2 separate regions of the Homo sapiens genome follow, and region 2 is linked to region 1. Evidence: read pairs that join two places in POLR2A ChIA-PET (ENCODE). Cell type or tissue: OCI-LY7. All regions are shown on one strand. Links, peaks and the distances in the headings refer to the core of each region. The heading gives the core; the rest is flanking DNA.

Region 1 (11,501 bases), core at 2,389-10,388:
TAGCATACTAAGAGAAAGGAGTTAACCAAACATTGTTTTTAGGATTCACATCTTTAAAAACTTGACAAAGGAAGGTAGAAAATAAAGAGCTATAAAAGTATAGTCCAGAAAAATGCTTTTTAAAATGATAACATATATATGTTAGTGTTAAAAATTAGCAAAAGCATTAAGTGGAACAAAGAAATTTTCATCTTTATAAAAAGCCCAATGCACCAAGAAAAATAACATAGCACCAAAATATATTTTTAAAAATCTGTTAAAAAATCCAATGAAAACAAATTACTAATCATAATGGGATGTATTAATACTTTTCTCACAGAAATGGAAAGGATCACAATAACATAAAAATAGGTAAAGATATTGAAGATTTCTTTTTTTTTTTTTTTTTGAGACAGACTCTCACTCTGTCGCCTCTCCCAGGCTGGAGTGCAGTGGCGTGATCTCGGCTCACTGTAACCTCTGCCTCCCGGGTTCAAACGATTCTCCTGCCTCAGCCTCCTGAGTAGCTGGGACTACAGGCGCATGCCACCACACCCAGCTAAATTTTTGTATTTTTAGTAGAGATGGGGTTTCACCGTGTTAGCCAGGATGATCTCCATCTCCTGACCTCGTGATCAGCCCTCCTTGGCCTCCCAAAGTACTGGGATTGCAGGCATGACCCACCAGCAATGAAAATTTAAACATACATCTAATAATCCTTGGGCCAAATAGAAAATAAAAATGGAAATTACAAGCTATTTAGAAATAAAGGATAATGGAAGCACTACATATAAAAGTACTGTATTAGTCCATTTTCACTCTGCTGATAAAGACATACTCAAGACTGGGTAATTTACAAAAGAAAGAGGTTTAATTGACTCACAGATCCACATGGCTGTGGAGGCCTCACAATCATAGTGGAAGATGAAGGCAGAGCAAAGGGATATCTTACATGGTGGCCGGCAACGAGAGAATGAGAACCATGTGAAAGGGGTTTTCCCCTTATAAAACCATCAGCTCTCATGAGACTTATTCACTACCACAAGAACAGTATGGGGGAAACTGCCCCCATGATTCATGATTCAATTATCTCCCACTGTGTCCCTTCCACAACATGTGGGAATTATGGGAGCTACAATTCAAGATGAGATTTGGGAGGGGACACACAGCCAAACCATATCAAGTACCAAGATGTAAATGCATGGCCTTAAATTCATTTATTAAAGAACAAATAATGAATATTCTTAGTGTTATGACCCAAGAGAAGGGTACAAATGACAAAAAAAATGAAAGCTCAGAAGCAAAGTAACAATGAACATACCCAATCCCCAGATGCTGGTTTCTAAATATCATTCTCCAATTAAAGAAATCAGGGCATTTTAGAAAACTGGTTGATTCCAGTGCTGAGGCAAGAAAACTTCAAGATAAGCCTAGAACATTTTGTGATGCCAGAAAGTAAAGAAGAGCTCAACAGAGGACAGAGGCAGGTTAAAAGGGCACATGTTGACCTAAGCGAGCTACTAATGTCCAAAACAAGAAGAATCAAGCAATAAAATAATGATAGTATTGGATTATAACCCAAAAAATTAAAGTGAATGAGTCCACACTGATATAAATAACTGAATGAACAATTGAGTAATAAAAGACAGCTCTTTTATTACACAGAAAATTTCCAATTAATACATGTAGAAGGAACGAGTGAATGAGAAAATCACCATTAAAACTGTACAATAATAGCCACTGCAGGCAAACTCTACTGATAGTACTGAAAAAACAGGTAAAAGGTTGAGAAGAAACTGAATATTCGGAGAGTCTCAAAATATCTACCACAAGATATTTATTAATTACGAAGGGAAAAATAATAACTATACAGTGAAGGAACCTAGCAAATACCAGTTTAGCCACGTGATTAAGGTTAACTTCACCAGTAATAAGATACTGACATCATGACACACACCCTGATATGATGCACTGAGAAGGGCACATCATTTTTGTGGTATTCTTGCCAAAAATGAATAATCTCATCACAATAATTAGTAAACATCAGACAAACCCAAATTGAGGGATATTCTACAAAATAAATGACCAGTATTTAAAAGCCTCGAGACCATGAAAGACAAAGAAAGACTGAGGAACTGTCACAGGTCAAAGAAGTCTAATAAGAAGATATGAACTCTAACTGCAATGTGGAATTCCAGGTTGAATACTGGACTGGAAAAAAAAAGATATTATTGAAAAAATATGATAAAACCAAAATAAATTCTGTAGATTAGTTAACAGTATTATAACAATGTTAATTCCTTAGTTTTTATAATTGTACCCTAGTTATGCAAAGTGCTAACATTGTGGGAAGTTGTGTATCTGAAAACTATCTGTACTATTTTTGGAACTTTATATAAATCTAAACTTATTTTTTGAAAAGAATGACTTGGGCACGTACAATGAGTAATCTATAAGTGTCAAATATATCTCTGGTACAAATTGTGGTATAAAAGAATGGGTACGTTTTAAATTTTGGAAGTTATGAAATATTATTTTAATAGCAAAAAAGGAAACAGTCTTCATGGTCAGTATATGCCAATAATGGTCAGTATTAGAGGAACAGTTAAATAACCTATGGTCCTATGGAATAGTATACAAAAAATAAAAATATAATAAAGTAGACTTGTATGTCCTAGCATGGAAAGAATGCCAAGATTTATCAATGGGGAAAAATGCAAGCTGTAATTCACAGATGAACAAATATGACATGAAACCATATATATTCACGATAGTTCTATATGTACATATATGTCTTTAAAACTTTAGAAAAAGAATAGAAATGATCTTCATCAATGTTAAAGCAGGGTGATCTCTACAGAGAGAATCAGGATTGAGAAGACTGGTCATGGGAACTTTAGTTTTCTTTCCTACATTATTTAGATTATTTACAATGAAGATGTATCTATGTGTTACTTAAAAATCTAAAAAAATTGTTTTAAAAAGCCCAGACAGTCTCATTACATGTCTGTAAAAATATCTCAGGTTTATAAATGGAAAAAATGTAGAAATAGTAGATATTTAAGTTTATATAGTACACTGCTAAATTATAAGATTAAACATATGTATTAAACATTCCTTAATAGAAGCCCATTCCAGCTATTAACATTCACTCAGAAAAGAATTCTCAGTCCATTTTTATAAAACGTTTTTCTTTTTATACTTTTAAAAAACATGCACATTGAAACACTTTCCAAGGTCACTTCTTTAGTATATATTTATCCAAATGAATGTTACATACAAATAGCTTCTCAAGCCATCTAACTAAACTCTCTGAGATGTGTGGTCACATTAGTTCACTCTGACTTGGCTATACTAGTCTACTTTTCTTCTTTCATATCAAAATGATATGGTTAAAAATGACATTACTGGAAAAGCACAAATGTTTACTTTTACCGTACACATCAACTTTATGAAATAATTCATGAAATACTACAATACAGTATGTACTGTGCTAGCACACAGTTTTCTCTAACAGTCACAATTCGGCACAGAATGTGAACACTATGTTGATGTAAGGACATAATGTTGTCTACTCAGAGGGTGTTCCTGAAAATAGTGGGTACTAACAGCATGTTCTAGTGGAGAGAGTCCTGCACTGGGAGTTAGATGACTTGCATTATAATCCTCTTGCCAATGCAACCATGAGAACAAGTACATTTATTATCCTTCAGTATTTCTCAGTTTTTCTTAGTTAACATAATTAAAATGGATAATGTGAGAATCACTGAGTTGTAAAACAAATTAGAGAATGATATTATAGTCCCTTCTTAATTATTTTCATGTGGATTATCGATTAATATTACACATAATGAAAATATTCTAAAAGGAAATACTTTTAAAACTCCCTTTTAACTTCCCTCCACTCTATAATGAAACACTTTAGAAAACACAAGAAAGCGGCCACATCATCGAGGATTTTACCACCTGTAATCTGCACTCTTTTTTGTCAAGCTCCTGGTTCTAAAGATTAATTTATTTGCAGTCTTTCCCTCAAACTGATTTTGCAGCAATCAAAGATGACAGGTGGAAGTTCCGGGTCTGAAAATTCACTGAAGTGGGGGATTTTCAGGATTACATCCTACTAAGGTCGGACAGGCAAAGGTATCCAAATATCAAGGGGAAAATTAGAACTGCAACAAAGAAATCAATCAAAACAAGGTAGTACTTCAGGAGGTCTTGGGAAACAGAGTTCAGAAATTGACATACGACTGCCAATTATGAGAAGTGGCTTCTATACCTGCTCCTTTGAAATTAACCACTACCTAAATTCATTCAGAAAATTAAACTACCTTTTAAGGAAGCAGGGAATGGGGGGATCCAACTATTATTGATAGATAAATCATTTAGTATTTAATACAACCAGAAACAACTCTTATTTTGCAGAGAACTCATAAGCACTTTGTGAAACCCTTCAGGCAGAAACTAAATCACTGTACCCATTCTCAGGAGCTATGGAAACTTCAAAAATGTCAAAAAGAGAATGCACAAGACCAGAAATGTCACTAACACACAAGTGTATAGAACAGTAGCAATATTTAAAACCAAATTATTTGGGAATACAATTACTTAATTTCCTCTTCAGTGGTATTATACTGCTTTTATTTAGAAAATTAACATGACACCCATTTATATCTTCCTATGAATTCTAATTTAGTTACTCAAATATACCCTTACTGTTAGGATAGTCTTAATTTTATACTGAAGAGTCATTATCCTGTATAATATCAATGTACTTTTAGTACAATCTGTACATTGATAATAAATTTACTCCTTTATAGCTTGACTCCTTCTTAAGGGTGCTTGCCCTATTGAGTTAAGGATCAGAAATATTTACCTTTGCTAACAGGTAAGGGAGTTCAATATTCCAACATTATCTTCTAAAAATATTGGCTTGACTTTGATACCATACATTCATATTTATTCCCTCACCCCTCTATCTCTCTCTCCCCACCTCTCCCAAAAAGGCAGGAAAAAAGTACCCGCACTGGACTGACTCAATGTAGGTTTTTAAATTAACCTCATTTAATTAAATCGAATTTGAGCTCTATTTGGTCTTTGATTCTTCATTTATTTTCCTGTTTCTTTAATATTTAGATAGTCTATTAAAATAATAGATCTTCCTTTGACTGAATATGGTACTCTTAAGTTTTCCTGGTGCAGAAACAGAAGTTAAAAATCTTAACCCTGACTTAATAAAAAAAAATAAATACACACACACATACATAGGTTGGGCACAGTGGCTCATGCCTATAATCGTAGCACTTTGGGAGGACAAGGAAGAGGTGTGCTTAAGGCCAGGAGTTTGGGACCAGCCTGGGCAACATAGCGAGACCCTGTCTCTCCAAATATATATATATATATATATTTGCTATATGATAGATCCTGTCATATATATATCTAGCTGGGTGTAGTGTGGCGTGTCTGCAGTCCAGTTACTCCAGAGGTTGAGACAGCAGTATTGCTTGAGCCCGAGCGTTCAAGGCTGCAGTGAGCTATGATCATGCCATCGCACTCCAGCCTGGGAATAAATATGAGTGACACAGTGTGAGACCCTGTCTCTAAAAATAAAAAAATAAAAATATTTTAAAAAGTAAAAAAAAAAAAACATGATTCTGTATTATAGAGCTTATATATAATTTCACAAAAAGGAGGCAAAAGGGTTTAGTGTATTTTTCTTGAGGATAAGGGGATATAAGATAGCTTTTAGAAAAACTAAAATCTCCATTATATTAAAGTGTTCTTAATAAAATCATGTTGTTTATATAAAACATTGTCTTAAATACTGCTACCATCATTTTAAAGTATCCTTAATAAAATCACATTATTTATTCTTTAGTGCAAGAATGTTTCTTACTGCCCTTATTGCTCTCTCCCAGCTCTGGTAACAATGCCCAGTAGGCGTTGGTAAATATTCTTCTATTGATTAATTCTAAAGGATAGAAAAGCATATAAAATCCCTGGATAGTCTTTCTCATGCAGTGGGTAACCACTGTTTGGCCACCCAATATAATTACCTTTCTGTGGGGAATTAACCCTTTATTCAAGGAACTGTTTCTTTCCACTCCCTCTTCTAGCTTCAACCAATCATAAGACTGCCACAGAAGTTTCCATGTTCTATGACCCAACCCAGCTGGCTAAGTGGATAAAACATCTCCCCAACACTGAGTCAATCAGAGCTCTTCTGTAGGATTCTTTCCTTGGGACTAGAGAAAACAATAGGCAATCCCTTTCAGGTAGCAGTAGATGTAAGAAGTAAAACTTATGAACTGTGGACAACCACTTTTCCTGCTATGAGAAAGTTGATTTGCAGTTTAAGAGAATAAAGTTGACCCTCTAGAGAAGCAGAGATGAAATACAAAAGGAAAATCTTAAGGGTAGTAATGTCCTTTGTTAAGGTTATTCCTAAGGTCTAGCTACACAGGCCCTTCCCAGAGTTCATTTTTTCCTTGAAACCTATCATCCATTAAACACTTTTTGCCTAAGCTAGTTCAAGCTAAATTTTAGTCACAACCAAGAGTCGTAACTAATAGTGTATGGCCCAGGATCTATCATATAACAACCTTAAAATTAACTTATAAGAGGTTGGTTTGAAGACTGGATGCTTCTACCGATCCTTAAAAATGGGAAGTATACAGTTAAATAAGCAAATGAAAAAAATATGGAATTAAGGGAAATAATTATTCTAAGTAAAAAACAAAAAATCACTAAAAGTCAGAGAAATGGAAATTAAAACTATATTTTAATCTAACAAATTAACAAAGATATATCAAAAGTGAGTATAACCAATATTGTCAAATTACAATGGAAAGGCATTTTCTAACATCATTTGTGGGAATATTCATTTTTATAGACTATTTGAAGCATAAAAATGCTCAAATTCTTTAACCCAGGAATTCTACTCCTGGGAATCTAGCCTAAAGAAATAGATCTAAATATAGAAAACATTTTTGTTTGCTTTGGTTTTGAAGAAAGCTAATCACTGCAATAATTTGCAGTAGCAAAAAAACTCAGAGTAATACAAATGGTTCAGTAAGAAAATTATTTACTCAATGTAATATTTGTCATTAAAAATAATGTTTATAGTAGGTATAAAATAACAGAAAAATGCTTACATTATGGTGCTTTTTTTAAAATCAGGATATTAAACTGTATAATTAAATGTTCTTAAAACTATATATATTATAAAAATAAATCAAGCATTTCGCTATGAAAGCTTTTATAATATAAGCTAGATAGTATTCAGTAGGTTAACAGGAAACATGATTTGTATTCTGAGGAATGCTATTAGTGAAAGTTGATTTCTACCAGGAACTCACCTTAAGTGAAGGAAAAAAGTTGTTCTCCAAATATAGGAACACATAGCTACTCCATTTAAGGAGCTGGCCTTGCCTCCTTTCTTTACTGTTGGTGGTTATGAAATGTATAACAATTTCTAGAAATCAAATTTTAGTAGTCTTACATGATGTCCAGGATGTCTTCAGTGATCTTTAGATATATGTTTGTCCCTCAGCTAAATACCCTGAATAATAAAATGTCTATAAAAGATTTAAAATTTTATTAAAATTATTACAGAAAACATAACATATTTTGATTGTGAAACTCAGCTTTTAAATATTTTTCTCACTGAAATATACTTTAAAAAATAATTTCTGACATTCACTGGGCAATATAATGAACCCATTTTAAAAGAAGAGACTGATTCCTAAAAATTAATATAAGTTATTTTATGAAGTGATATTAAGGGTAATCTTCATCTATTTCTGTTTTCCAAGTATTCCATAATGTGCACAGTGAAAACAAGATTTTTTTTTAAAGAATAGGAAATAGGTCAGCAAATCAATAAAAAAATTCATGTTTGAAACTATGAAAAGAGTGAGTGCACTTGAAATAATACAAAACCCATTTATTAATGCACCCCAAAATATCACTAGATTACATTTGTTGTTTTAAACCCTGGTCTGTTTTTCTTTGAAAACATTCAAGAAAATTATATGTGAGCTTCCGGAAATAAGGCAGAGAACTATAAGAAAAGAATCATTGGCCTGGTGTGGTGACTCACACGTGTAATCCTAGCACTTTGGGAGGCCAAGGCGTTTGGATCACAAGGTCAGGAGTTCAAGACCAGGCTGGCCAACATAATGAAACCCTGTCTCTACTAAAAATACAAAAATTAGCTGGGTTTGGGGCCGGCGCCTGTAGTCCCAGCTATTTGGGAGGCTGAGGTAGGAGAATCACTTGAACCCAGGAGGCAGAGGTTGCAGTGAGCTGAGACCACGTCACTGCACTCCAGCCTGGGTGACAGAGTGAGACTCCGTCTCAAAACAAAACAAAACAAAACAAAATGGATCATTAATATTTGAGATTTTCCATTCTTCCATTTTTAGATGTGAAGCAACTGGTTCAGTACGAGGAAAAGAGAATATGCAACACCTCTGGATTATTATTTTCATCTTCTGATAAAATTGTAATTGCATTAGAGAGAAAAAGGAAAACTAAAAATCATTCACTCAAAAATATGAATTACAAGCCCACTACGTACATGATACCATAACTGGCATAATTAAGCACTTAGAAAAAAAGGAATGGCACCTGTTCTCAAGTGGCTCATGGTTAGGTATGAAGAGTGTAAAACAATAAGACAGTTATATTGTGATAAATATGGTAAAGGAGGCAAGAAAGAGAGGCAAGTACCCAGCTGCTTCTTTGCGTGTCCTGGAAAGTATGAAGAACTTTCCAATTAGAGAATATGCTTGCATCACAAGTACTGCTGAAAGCAGACAAGAAGAGAAGGAAGGAAAAAAAAAAGGAATGACGTTGTCTGCAGTAATGAAGGGAAGAAAAGAAAATTTGTTAGAAAGACTTTTATTTTCTTCTCAAAATATGTAATAATCAAGCTAGGCACAGTGGATCATACGTATAATCCCAGCTACTGGGGTTGGCGAGGCTGCAGTGGGACAATCACTTTAGGTCAGGAGTTTAAGACCAGGCTGGGCAACACAGCAAGATCCCATCTCTTTAAAAAATTTTAATAATTCAAAAAAATTAAAAATAACCAAAAAAAGGTGTGAATTATTATGGCTACTTCCAAAACAAAGATCATTCAAAGAGTTTCGTTAATAATGCCCAATTATACATTTATAAATGCCGAATCATTCAACAAGATATTGTATGCTCTTCACTTCACCATTAAAAAATAAAAACACAAAAAAACTGTATAGTATTTATTCAAAATTCAAATTACTGCCTGCCATACTCTGAGGAAAATTCTCTTCAACTGTAAGTGATCAAATCACGCAAAAATATAATAAGCCAAATACTCTAGCAAACAATTAGGAAACTTACTTCACTTTTGGCCAGTTTTTCTACTATCAGTGTTTCACTAAATATTTTCTAACTCAAGTCCTATATCTTTGCATTGGAAGTTTCATGCCTACTGGTAATACCATTAGGAAATGTAAAGTGATTTTTTTTTAGATCATCAAATAATAGCACTGTGATCTCAAGTTAATTTTAAGTGGATAGTTACGAGATTCACAAAAATCACCTTAGTTATAAGACTGGCTAAGAGCATACTACACTAGTTCCTTTGTAAAGGGTTCTGTGATAAAAAGAACTTAGAGCTGAGTTGGTATGAAGATTTGCCTAGGTTACAATACGTGCAGTCTAATATTTGCCTAATTCAGAAGTCACAAACTGGTCTTTGAACATGTTTTATCTGTCTTGCAGAGTGTTGTTTTTTATAAGCACAAATATTTAAACTTGGAGAGATTTTACGTAAGAATCTAGATTCCCCACCTTTCTAAAAGTCAAGTAATTCAAAAACAATGGACCCACATTCTTCCCACAAAACCAGTCTCCTGGAGCAGCTGCTATCTTTAATGAGCATGCATTTTTTTGGTTTAGTATAGTTCCCCCCACCAGTCTGTTTTACTCATTTATTCTAGATACCTCCTAGGCATTTGAGTTTACCATACTACCTAATTCAAAAATTTGCTAGCTGGATTTCAGATGTTTTGTAATCCTTTTAAACCCCATTTGAATGAGCCTTTAGCTATCCCAAATATTTTTCTCTGCAAATTACAAAGGGTAAGTGCCTGCCATTTACTTAAGGAATTCTTTAGAATAAATTCTATTTTTATTTGCACACCTAAATACACACATGCACATATACATATATACACATATGTACATATATATACATATATACGTACATATGTATATATACATGTATATATGTGTATATATGTGTATATATGCATGTATATGTGTATATATGCATGTATATATGTGTATATATGCATGTATATATGTGTATATATGCGTGTATATATGTGTATATATGCGTGTATATATGTGTATATATGCGTGTATATATGTGTATATATGCGTGTATATATGTGTATATATGTGTGTATATATACGTATATGTATATATACATGTATATGTATATATACATGTATATGTATATATGTGTATATATGTATATATGTGTATATATGTATGTATGTATATATACATGTATATATGTGTATATATGTATGTATGTATATATACATGTATATATGTGTATATATGTATATATGTATATATACATGTATATATGTGTATATATGTATATATGTATATATACATGTATATATGTGTATATATGTATATATGTATATATACATGTATATATGTGTATATATGTATATATGTATATATACATGTGTGTATGTATATATGTATATATACATGTATATATATACATGTGTGTATATATATATATGTATATATATGTATATAGACAGAGCTAGGAACACAGAATGGTGAAAACCACAGGTGAAAGTTTGAATTTGTACTGATAATTACCAACATATGAAAACCTGAAAGCAAGAAGAAACCATGACTGCTCCAAAATTATAGTGGTTCCTTAGTTGAGGAATAAATTAGCTGATGTCTACCCCACTGACAGCAACCTGTCTTTCACACAGCTGGCAAAAATAGCTCTTTTTTGTCTCCTTTCCCATTAAACAACAAAGCAACAGCAACAGGAGCAACAAGAGATTCAGCATCAACTATGCGAAAGGCTCTATGCAACATGTTTTATAGATGTTTTTTCATTTAAACCTTTTGAGGAATCCTAGCTCAAGCTTCTCAATTTCCTTTTGCTTCAGATAAAAGAACTTCATCCCATTTTTTTGTTTGTTTGTTTGTTTTGTTTTAGCAGTTTCTTTGCCATAGCAAATGCTTTACTAACATTTTAAACCCATATTTTAGTGTGGTCAAAGTGTGTTCTACAGTAAGCTCCCCATCGCATTCCAAAAATGGTTTCACAGTAAACTAAGACTGGAAATAATAGTTTTGGGTTTTTTTTTCCTGTAATGCTTCTAAGAGATTTTATTATGCACCTTAGTCCATCCGGGTGGCTGTAACAAAAATAGCATAGATTGGATGGTTTATAAACAACAGAAATTTCTCACAGTTCCAGAGACTGAGA
Region 2 (11,501 bases), core at 1,295-9,294, 200 kb before region 1:
GCTGCCTTCCAAGGCGTGATGTGGATTCCTGCTGTTTCTGCTCCAGATAAATCAATGATAATCTTCAACCCAGCGAGGGGCAAGTCATGGGGGTTGCTGTTGCAACTCCTGTGTCAACAGCACTGCTAAAAATCAGATTTCTTGGAACCCATTCATCAGAAGCTTTGAATATGCCACATTGCTTGCTGGGCCTAAAATATTGCATGCATGTGGTGACCTTGACTTGGTTGTTTCCATGAATCCTCTTTTCCCTGAAGCCACGGGCAACATTTCTAAGTCACATGGCAGGGATAGGGCTTCCGTCCCTAACAGTATTTTCACTAATGTTTATGGCCCAGGCCCGGCCTGTTCACTATGCACCACTCACTTTCTGGCACTGATTCTGCCCCAATAGGAGCAGAGAAGGCTGGGAAGGAATGGGGAGGGTGGGGTGTCTGTGCCCTCTGAGGACTGGTACCTTTCTTTTGCCTTCCTGATACCTTCTCTGGGGCAACTTTTGGGTAGGAGAGCTTTTTCTCCGACTTTCTATTTACTCATCCGTTTGTTTATTCCTTTATTCACTGCTTATTTAACATGCTCAAAGGGAGCCCACGCTGAATGGGAAGCACTGTGGTGATTCTGGGGGAGCACAGAGAGGTGAGATGTTGAAGGGCTGAATGTAGGCAGAGAAAAAAAGACATCAATCTAACAGCTGCTAACACCCCCAAATGCTAAGTGATTATCTCCAGATGGCAGTTATGAGTGGTTTTTATTTTATTCTCTTTATTTATTTATGTTTCCAATTTTTTTCTTCAGTGACACACATTAGTATTTGTATAGGAAAAGTTATTCAAATAGTGACCACGTGGTCAACAGGTGTTCAGTGCACGGGGAGGTACAGGTGAAGACACTGGAAGGGTGGAGAAGAGGAGAAGGCTATTTCCAGTCCAGGTGGAGCTGAAGAGGATTCTGGAGAAACTTTGTTGAATTGGGCCTTAAAGTTGGAGGGAGGCCTTGCTGTGGATGTCTGTGGGGCTGTCTGCCTACCACTCTTCTCTCATATGAAAGTATCCTCTCCCCACAGCCCTCTCCCCACAGCCCATAGGAACTGCATGCTATGAGCTTGCCCTCGCCCTGCTTTGCCTGACAGTCCAGTGGTGGGCGCCTGACCAAGGCCAGCCACTCATTAGTCTTACCTGGGATTTTCAGATTTAAAGCTGGCAATATCTTTAGTGAAAGCCTAAAGAGGTTAAATTCAGGAGGTTCCTGTATGTGGGTGTGGCAGGGAGGGATTTGGGCAGCCGTGTTTCCTGCAATGTGGACGAAATCAGTATGCCATGAGAGAGAATGAAATAGGCACCTGGAGAGAAGTGGAGAGAAGAGGTGAGAGTGGGAGTGGGAGAGTTGTCGTGAACTCTGAGCCCCTGACTCCAGATATTCCCAAATATCAGCTGTGCCCTCCTTTTCCCTAGCTCATATGAGTTGGGTTCTGAACTTGCAACCAATGTATCCTGTCTAAGATAGATGTTGCTAAGTGGAGAGAGGTGGCAATGGACAGTGGTAGAAAAGCAAAGGACATGTAGGGAGCAGCTGGCTGTTGCATTTGCCTGGAAAGTGGGTGGTAAGTTTGTGTGTCTGTTGAGAGGGGCTGAGTTAGTGTGTGTGGTCCCCTGTAAGGGTGGCAGATTTCATATTTCAAGGTTTGGGTTTCTAGCCCCCTGCAGCATCTCATGCTTCTCTCAGATCTCAAAAGGCCACCGTTCTATGACCAGCTACCAGGACCGATCTGCCTCTTCCAACGTGCACCCCAAAGAAACTGGGGATGTAGTCACAGTGAGATCCTAAGCCAGGGAGTCCCTAAGTGAGGTCCAGCCTTAATGTGGACATGCTTTGCTTCTCCCAGGGGCCACTTAAAGTTGGAAATGAAGGAATTGTACTCGCTTCTCCTCCTTTTCTGCAGCTTAGACTGAATTTCAGTCCCTCTCCATGATCTGACCATCTTGTGAGCTGTCACTGCAGCCAAACTGGCTCATTTATGTTCTCTCCTCTCTCCTTTGGGACCAACCCTGGTGGGCCTACTAAGGGAAGGGTTAAGAAAAAGAGGTAAGGAAGACCCTGGTTAACACACTAATTAGCTAACCCTTCCCAGGAACAAGAGAAAATCAGCCACACAGTATCACATAGCTCTTTAAGAAAGTCCCTTGTCTGAAAGTTGGAGGGTTCCATCTTGGGGTACAACAGGAAAGCTAGACACAGAATTCAGAGTTGAGGCCGTACTTTCAGCCCTCTTATTCTACAGATGCCCTGAATAAACCAAGGATATGTCAAGAACCCAGGCCCTGGACAGTTTTAGCCATGTCACACTGACAACTGGTATACTAAAGCAATTTCAATTCCTCATCATCTGTCTCCATCTTTAACATCTTGTCTAAAACCATGCCCAGGAAGAATGTTCAGAGAATACAGGCTGCCACACAGATCAGGCGTTTCTCTCCAGGCTCCAACACACATGCTCAGCCTGGATCAATAAGCCTGACTGTGTCTCTCTGGCCGGGATGGGAAACTGTCTGGACACACAGGTGGAGGCAGCAAGACCCTATGGGCTGTTTCTGTTTTATGCTTACCCGGTTACCTTAGCAACAGCATCTGCACCGAGACACAAGAGGAAGCAAAGCACCACCTACCAATGCCCCCACTGAGAGGCATGGGGAGTAAAGTAAAAACCGGCCTGGAATCAGGAGGCTTCGGTTCCTGGCCTCTCTGCTGGCCCCTGGCTGGCTGCCCCTAACAAATCTCCTCACCTCCTGGGCCTGTTCTGGGCAGAACTGGGGCTGAGAGCTCTCTAGCTGGTTCAAGGTTTCTGTTGGGGAGCATAGTCTCTGGGTGAGAAGACCCTACTGTTTCTGCTCTGAGTAGCTTCAAGCACAGGAACTGTGTCAGCAAACAACTGTTTTTTAGCTAGTCTTCCACAACTTAACTTTTCAGTCTCCACCTGTGATGCAGAAAATGTTTGCTGAGCAAGCAGATGGTCGAGCTGCAAGAAGTCCTCACCAGGATGGACATTTCTTCAGCTGAGGTAGGAGGTAAACCTGGCTTTGGTCCTTGAAGGCTCATGGAGAAGAAAAGAGATTGAGGTAGTAAAAAATAATTATGAGCACTTCAACTCTACAATTACATGTAGTAATAATAATGACAATAAAAGTAGGACCTCCAGTATGATCTCTTCATGTCTGTTCTTGCCACATTCTCATAACCAGCTGTGAGGGAGGCAGAACAGAAATTATGACCTTCTTGTTGCAGTGGAGGACACCGAGGCACAGGGAGGCTGAAGACCCTGGGGCTGCCTGGGTGATGGCTGAGCTGGATCTGGACTGTGTGTCCTTTTCCTCCTGATCCCAGGACGTTTTTATTGGACATGACTCATGACAGCTATTATGAAGCAGAAACATCTTCCAACTTTGTTTGTGCAACCACGTTTAAACTTAATGCATGTCAGAGCACCTCTCTGAAGAAGGAAGAAAACTAAGATGGATTCATTCAACAAATAATGTGCTGAGCACGTACTTTGTGCCAAGCACCTGGGATTCAAAAATGAGCAATATGTGATCTCTACTCCCCAGCAGTTCAATTGATTAGGCAGGTTTTTTTTGCTTATTTAAATTTCTCATTTGTTATTGCATAGAAACACCAACCAAAAAGTGATACTCCCCATCCTGCAACTATTTTTGTATCCCCACGGAATTCCACTGGGCTGCATCCACTGATAGGAGAAGACACACTTCTAAAATTAGGAGAGGGTATCCAGGAACAAGGAGCAAAGATGAAAAACCGTAAGCAAATGCTAAAACCACCCCTGGCTCTGGGAGGGGCTTGGGCTGCGGGGAGATGAGAGAGGCCCCTTGACTTGGTGCAAAAGTGCTTCCAGGAAAGAAGCTGGGAGCCGCTTCCTGGACAAAGGCTGAGGGACTGACAGGGAGTCAGAGAGGCAGCCCCAAGAACCACTACTACATGCCACAATCAGATGCTGGAAGGAAACCCAAAGTCCATTCTTTGAACACACAAAGTCATTGAGGTCCTGTTTCCACAGATGAGAGTTTGGGGCCACACCCCACCCATAGCAAATCCTTTTCTGAATTGATGTGGTAGAGTGTTAAGGGCAGAGGCTTAAAGCTCCAAGCTAGCTTGACAATGGGCATTCCTGTCACTAAATCTCAAAAAAACACTTTTTATCATTTTACCTCTTTCCCTAGACTGGGCCCAACCATGCCTTGTCCTATGAACAGAAAAAGTATTCAAGCTGCTCTCTTAAAGCAGCTTTTATCTCCTCAGTGAAGTGGCAATTTTGGGACAAATTTCCACATGAAGAATCAAAATGTTCCAAGCCTAAATAGGGTTCTAGCAACACACTCTTAACTCACAGAAAAGAGCCTCTAACTTAGATTTCTGCTTTCCTTTGCAGAATCTGTAGCCTGAACACACTGGTTTTAACTCCACAGGCCTGAAGACACAAGCAGAAGAGACTCAGAAAAGCCAAGGACTGAGTGAATTCACAATGCAAGCAGAAACATCAGCAGGCAAATTAGGGCCCACATGGTTTCGGTTTTAATGTTCTTTGTTTTGTTTTGCATTTTTCTTTACAGATGGCGTACTGCTCTGTTGCCCAGGTTAGAGTGCAGTGGCTTGATCATAGCTCACTGCAGCCTTGAGCTCCTAGGCTCAAGCAGTCCTCTTGCCTCAGCCTCCTGAATAGCTGGGACTACAGGTATGTGCCACTGAACCTGGCTTGTTGTTTTGCTTTCTAAGACCACATTTACATTAGCCCATCTATTGTTCAGAGTCTTGCTATGTTGCCCAAGCTGGTCTCAAACTTCTGGGATGAAGGGATCCTTCCACTTCACCCTCCCAAGTAGCTGGGAGTACAGGTGTGTGCCACTGTGTCCAGCTTAGCCCATCTTTTTTTTGTTGTTGTTGTTTTTAAATTTTACTTTAAGTTCTGGGATACATGTGCAGAACGTGCAGATTCGTTACATAGGTATACATGTGCCATGGTGGTTTGCTGCACCCATTAACCCGTCATCTAGATTGTAAGTCCCACACGTATTAGGTACTGGTCCTAATGCCCTCCCTCCCCTTGTCCCCCACCCCCTGACAGGCCCCAGTGTGTGATGTTCCCTGCCCTGTGTCCATGTGTTCTCATGGTTCAGCTCCCACTTATGAGTGAAAACATGCGATGTTTGGTTTTCTGTTCCTGTGTTAGTTTGTTGAGAATGATGGTTTCCAGCTTCATCCATGTCCCTGCAAAGAACATGAACTCATTCTTTTTTATGGCTGTATAGTATTCCATGGTGTATATGGGCCACATTTTCTTTATACACTCTATCATTGATGGACATTTGGGTTGGCTCCCATTTTTAAAACAGCAAAGAAATGCTATAAGAGCCAGGCCATTGGGGGTACAAGTGAAGTTGAATTATCTTCATGTTATAAACATAAAAAATTAGACCCAGAACTTGAAAGAGGTCTTAGAAATAATTTACTGACTTTATGTTTCAATGAACAGTCTGAGGCCTCAGTCATACTGATAGTAAGTATGACTAGCTACCACTTATTGATCTCCCACTCAGAATCCAGCACTGGGTAAGGATCATGTAATGGTTTGCCAGGGCTGCTGTAACAAAGCACTGCAAACTGTGTGGCTTAAACAACAGAAATGTATTGTCTCACATATTCAAGATCAAGGTGTCGGCAGGGTTGGCTCCTTCTGAGGGCTGGCAGGGAAGGATCTGTTCCATGCCCCTCCCTCCCAGCTTCTAGCAGTTTGCTAACAACCTTTGGTATTGTTGAGCTTGTAGAAGTGTCACCCTGAGCTCCGCCTTCATCTTCACATGGTGCTCTCCCTGTGTGCATGCCTGCCTCTGCGCCCAAATTTCTCCTTGTTATAAGGACACCAGTCACTTGGGATTAGGGTCCACCCTAATGACTTCATCTTAACTAATTATATTTCAAATGACTCTATTTCCATATAAGGTTCTATTCTGAGGTACTAAGGTTAAGACCTCAACATATGAATTCTGGAGGACAAAATTCAACCCAGAAGTCTACCTTGTATTGGGTCCTCACGGCAAGGCTGCAAAACCCGGGGGGTTGGTGGCCCAGTCCCACCTCCCATGAGCTAATGAATGTGGGTAAGTTGTTTAACCTCCTTGTGCCTCAGTTTCTTCATCTGTAAGATGGGGATAACACAGGCCCACAATTTTGAAACGTTAAAAGCTCCAAAATATGAAAAAATGGATTTATAATTCATTTGGCAGCAAAACCTGACCTGAAACAAGCACATTGACTAAAAGTATCCTTGTATCTTGAGTTGACGCAAGGATACTTACAGTCTTTACTTATGCAACATATATATGTGTCACTACAGAAACTAGAACCATTAGTATGTTTCATAACAGGATGCTGTTGCAGATGCCATGAGGTGTTATAAAGCCTATGGTACATATACTGTATATCTTTCTCAAATCCCCAAGTTCTGACATGCCAAGCACTGCTGGTTCCAAACAAGGGTTTGAATAAGGGACTGTGGCTCTTCAGTGTATCTATCACAGGGTTATAATGAGGATTAGATTACTTAGTATTTGTACAGTGCATAGACTATTATCTGGCACATAGTAAGCACTGTATACATATATTTGTTAAATAAAATAACAGCTGCCTTGTCTAAAGTAACTCAGGTGGAAGGCTAGGGAGGAAGGTTCTTTGAGACTTTGAGTGCAGGAATGCCTGACACCAGAAGCTGTGCTGTCTGTGCTGTCATGCTGCCTCTGCGACTCCAGGTTTGGGGCTCATGTCCTTTGGTTCACAAACCAGCCTTGTTTATGCAATAGTTTGAAGCAATCTCTGCCTTCTGAGATGATTATTAAGTGAAATCAGCCTTCTGTTTGTGTTCGTTAGCTTCGCCGCCATAACAAAATACCACAGACTGGGTGACTTAAACAACAGAAATTTATTTTCTCACAATTCTGGAGGCCAGAAACCTGAGATCAAATTGTCTGCAGGGTTGGTTTCTTTGAAGGGCTCTCTCTGTGGCTTGCAGGTGGCTGTCTTCTCCCTCTGTGTTCATATGGTCTTCCCTCTGTGTGCATCTGTGTCCTAATCTCTTCTTATAAGGACACCAGTTATACTGTATTACTGCCCACCCTAATGACCTCATTTTAACTTAATTACTTCTTCAAAGGCCCTGTTTCCAAATACAGTCACATTCTGAGGTACTAGGCGTCCATATATGCATGGCGGCGGGGCACAGGAAGGGGACACAGTCCAGCCTATAACACTATTTTTAGAAACTAGATAAATTATCACTCACAGCAGATGAATCCCATATGCTTGCTGGCTTGTTTCTGCCCCAGCATTTTTCAAAGTGTTGTCCAGGACCACCTGCAATCGAATCACTTGGGCTTTTAGTAAAAATAAGTCTGCTCCAAGCCCTTGAGTCAGAATCTGGGGCAGAGGAGCACAGGGCCCAGGGATAAAGCCTACTTGTATTTTACATTCATACAAAGATTTGGCTTAATTAAAGGGACTTGGGAAAAGCCAGGTAGTGAGGTATGCCGCCCCCCCCAACCCCCGCTGCACCCCCACAGCCACTGTAGTCCCCCAGGTAAGGGCAGCCGAAGGAAGAGCACGAAGGAGGGAGTCAGGCAAGTGTGAGTCTGAGCAGGGAGCACCATGCATCTGAGGCCTCCTCTAGTGTGGCTCACTGGAGGGCCACGAGAGAAGCTCCTTTCCACTCAAAGCTTGCCTCCCAGTACCAATGAATGCCCCCACCCTCACCCCTTTCAGTAGATACAGGGGACTTTGCAGTGTAGATGCCAGGAGAGGCCACAGGGGAGGCCACCTATCCAGAAATGCCTGTGTTCCACAGCCTGACAAAGATTCTAGTCATTTCCCTTGGGCGGGATTCCCCTACCCCTAACCCCCAGCTCCTGGCAGAACTCAAAGATCCCCCTGCCTCTCAGAATGGTGGAAGACCTGTGCCTTGAAATAATGTTTAAGAGACAGGAAATAGTGTCATTTTTCCCAAGCCAAATGCTGAACCAGGGAGCAGAGGTTGAGGCAGGTTCACATAGTCACTGACTCTGCTCCAAAGCTTCCTGCGATGTGGGTAAGCCGGTGGGTCATTTGGCTTCCTGGAAGCTGATGTACGGGAAACAGGATTGTCATACACATGGGTACAGCCTTTGAATCACGTCCCAGACAACCAACGTGAGCCCTCTAGAGTGGGTGTCTGCTGCAGGTGTACGTGTGTGTGCACACCCATGTCCCACGCCTGTGTTAGGGTGGCCACCAGCCTCTCATGTCAAAAATTCTAGCAAAACAGCTGGTGAGTGGGACTGTAAATGATAGTGATTTTCCTAGCACCATGACAACAAGACACCATCAAAGCTAATGGCGCTAATCCATCCCTCGTATTTCTCTGCTGGTTCTGGCTTAGATTTTGTTTCTTAAAATACTTGCCTGGCTGGCAAGGCAGTGACTCACCTGCACCAGGACTGAACAGAACAGGCAGGAGGTATTTTCTTCTGAAGAGCTGTCAAGAGCCAATACAGCACCTGAGGTCTTTCATTTCACACGTTGTTCCTGTCAAGGAGGAGACATTCTTACTCTCTTGTCAAAGTTGGAGTTGCCAAAGAAAGCAAAGTGGTTAGAATGTGTCAAACTTTGGCATTTGTATTAAACAGAGTTTGAGGAAACCAGGCAGGTTTGACTGAGAATCTCTTCCTTGTCTTCCATCCAGTGCAAGATAGGCCACATTTTTACAGAGAACTGTCAAAAAAGAAAGTTCACATTAGAGTCACTCAGCTCCACGTGGGTCCTCTGGTGGCATCTCTCTCAGTGTCAAATCCTAATTGTTAGGACTCCATGAATCCTGAGTACTTCAATGATTTAAGAACTCTTCCGAAGCTGGTAATTTGGAAATTGCATTGTTAGTAAATATGAATTAATAAAAAAGCAAAGTCAAGAATTTTACTGGCAATGAAACTATGTTTACTGGTCATCTCTTAATTCCATTTGAATTCCACAGGCCATAAACTGTGGTATATTGCAAAATACCCTGAAGTCAGACGTGGATTCACATCCTAGATTTGCTGCTTATTAATTGTGTGACTTTAGCCGTTACTTAGCCTCTCTGAGTGTCCATTTCCTCAGCTGTCAAAGTGGGAATGATACCATTTCCCAAATTGTATTGCAGTGAATATAACAAGAGATCATGAGTGTGAGAGATGCTAGTACAGAGGCTGGCCCATAAATGCTCATGTCTTTTCCTGTCTGTTGTTTTTTTCTGTAACTTAAATGAGCATCATTTCTAGCTAACTAATGTTTTAATGTTGACACATTTCAGTAGATGGTTTTCTATACTTTTAGAATGTCATAAATGATTCTCCAAGAAGTAGAAATGACTAGGATACAAACCCTGAGACCAGCAGTTGCCAAAGTCACAAGAGGTGATTTGTATGGTCCAGACAGTGATGCAGGAGCAAAGCCTCCGTTTTGACTTTCAGAGATTTGGGAGCAGTGAGGTGCAGTGCCCTTTGGAAAGGTCAGTAGAAATGCTCTGTGAAATGTGAAAAGGTGGGTGCCAGCTCAAGGGGTGCCAGGTGAGGTCCCACTGGAAACCTGCCTCCTCCATCCCTGCCTCCCTGTCCTCAGCAGCACCCTTTCATTTTCTAGTTAGATCGGCTCAGGTCCCAGCTGACTCCTTCTGGATGTCCAGCCACAGACATTTGTCTTTGTCTCCAGCACTTTGAGTCAGAACCACAGGTTTTCGTATTTGCTGTGGTTTTTTTTTTTTTCTGTCATTATTGTATTTGTTTTGGTCTTAGTTTTCTACCAGACTTTAATGGAAAGAGACCAGGTTTGAGTCCAGCTGCACCCCTTATTAGCTGGGTTATTAAGGACAAGTCACTTCACCTCTTTGAAATGCAATCTTCTGATTTATATGTGGGGATCCTACATTATTAAGTTGTTGCAAGAGCTAACGTGACTAAAATTCACATTGAAGTATTTTGTAAACTGTAAAGTGCTGAGAAGAAAAGATAATTTCAAACCCCTCTTAGCATGTATACTTTACTGGAACATATACATGCTCAAAGATATGTGTTAAGTTACTTTTTGATTAAAGATATTTGCTACAAGAATGTTGTCCAATCCCCAAACACACCAGGAGATGTTCTGAGCATTCTGCAATGGTTCCAGTGGGTTCCCTGGATGGTTTGTGAGGGAATTTGCCATTTACTGTGTATTTGCCATGTCCAGGCTCATGCTTGGGAACATCCTGTTTGATTCCCATGAGGTAGGTATTAGCCAAGTTTCCCCCACCAGGTGTGATGGTTAATTTTGTGTCGACCACACTGGGTTAAGGGGCATCCAGATAGATGATAAAACAATATTTCTGGGTTGTCTGTGAGGGTGTTTCTGGAAGACATTAGCATTTGAATCAGTGGACTAAGTATAGATCACCCCCACCAATGCAGGTGGGCAGCATCCAACTGGCCCTCAGCCTCCACAAAAATGTGGAGGAAAGGTGAATTTGCTCTCCCTTCTGGAGCCAGGACGTTATCTTCTTTCGCTTCCAACACCAGAATTCAAGGTTCTTGGGCCTTCCAACTCTGGGACTTACATAAGCTGCATTCTCTACATAAGCTGTCACCTGCGTTCTCAGACCTTGGGCCTCTGACTGGGAGTTACAGCATCGGCTCCCCTGGTTCTGGGGCTTTCAGTATCAGACTGAATTATACCCCCACCTGTCCTGGTTCTCCAGCTTGCAGACTGCATAACATGGAATTTCTCGAGCCAATTGCATGAGCCAATTCCCGTAATAGATCCCCTTCTACATATCTGTATATGTCCTATTGGTTCTGTTTCTCTAGAGAACCCTGTGTGATACACTACGCATGCACAAATAAAGTCACATCAAGACTAATAATCTAAATGTTAGTTTGTTACCACCATTTCTCACTTTGAACCTAGCTCCCTGCAAAGCACCTTCTACCCTGCACTTTTGGGGAGTTCCTGGGGTAGGAGGTCTTACATGTGCTCATCAGCAAATCAATGCCCAGGCACTGTCCCTTACTCTGCTCTGCCATCTCACTCTGGTAAAGTTGCTCTGTGGATTGTCAGGTGGAAAAGTTGCCTTTTTCTCTCTTATGTTCATTTATAGGAGTTTCATCTCAGTGACCCTGTACTCCAGTGTCTTATGAAGCACTAACAAATAGTCCCTTTAGCTTTTAGTGACAACTCTGCCCAGGAATGAGACATGGGTCTGATATGGGGTAGGGTGAAGGATGGGGTTCCGCCCCTGTTACCACAGTGTACTCAAAACTACTCCTTTCTCCAGTATGATGCTTCACCTTTTGGTGAGCCCACTGTGCGCAGCTCCCTGCATTTCCTCAAGAAGGGAGTTTTCCCAGATCCCTGTAGGGTTTCCCTGCTAGTCCACTAGATGTGACGGAATCCTAGCACAG

The links. ChIA-PET counts read pairs that join two places held together with the same protein. Peaks named below come from ENCODE experiments on the same cell type or tissue, not always from the same donor. Only the 100,000 strongest peaks of a DNase experiment are listed, where the experiment ranks them.
Region 2: POLR2A ChIA-PET joins it to region 1 with 6 read pairs; 2 of 35 experiments call an interaction of 5 or more read pairs at or near these places.

What each region holds. Positions count from the first base shown.
Region 1 is chr3:156,898,543-156,910,043 of GRCh38, reverse strand. The region is part of intron 3 of LEKR1 (leucine, glutamate and lysine rich 1); the gene reads right to left. Among named protein-coding and RNA genes, the nearest start is that of LEKR1, 78 kb to the right of the region's middle. In OCI-LY7, for the core only: no CTCF peak of the experiment used is centred there; no DNase peak of the experiment used is centred there.
Region 2 is chr3:157,096,598-157,108,098 of GRCh38, reverse strand. It overlaps LINC00880 (long intergenic non-protein coding RNA 880), which reads left to right. Exons shown (of 4, transcript NR_034007.1): 2 at 4,620-4,741; 3 at 6,007-6,164. LINC00881 (long intergenic non-protein coding RNA 881) reads right to left here. Exons shown (of 3, transcript NR_034008.1): 2 at 8,518-8,616; 3 at 6,964-7,413. Among named protein-coding and RNA genes, the nearest start is that of LINC00881, 12 kb to the right of the region's middle. RefSeq lists an enhancer at 2,293-2,342. In OCI-LY7, for the core only: no CTCF peak of the experiment used is centred there; DNase peaks (open chromatin) are centred at 2,638 and 4,568; H3K4me3 peaks cover 2,620 bases; H3K27ac peaks cover 3,021 bases.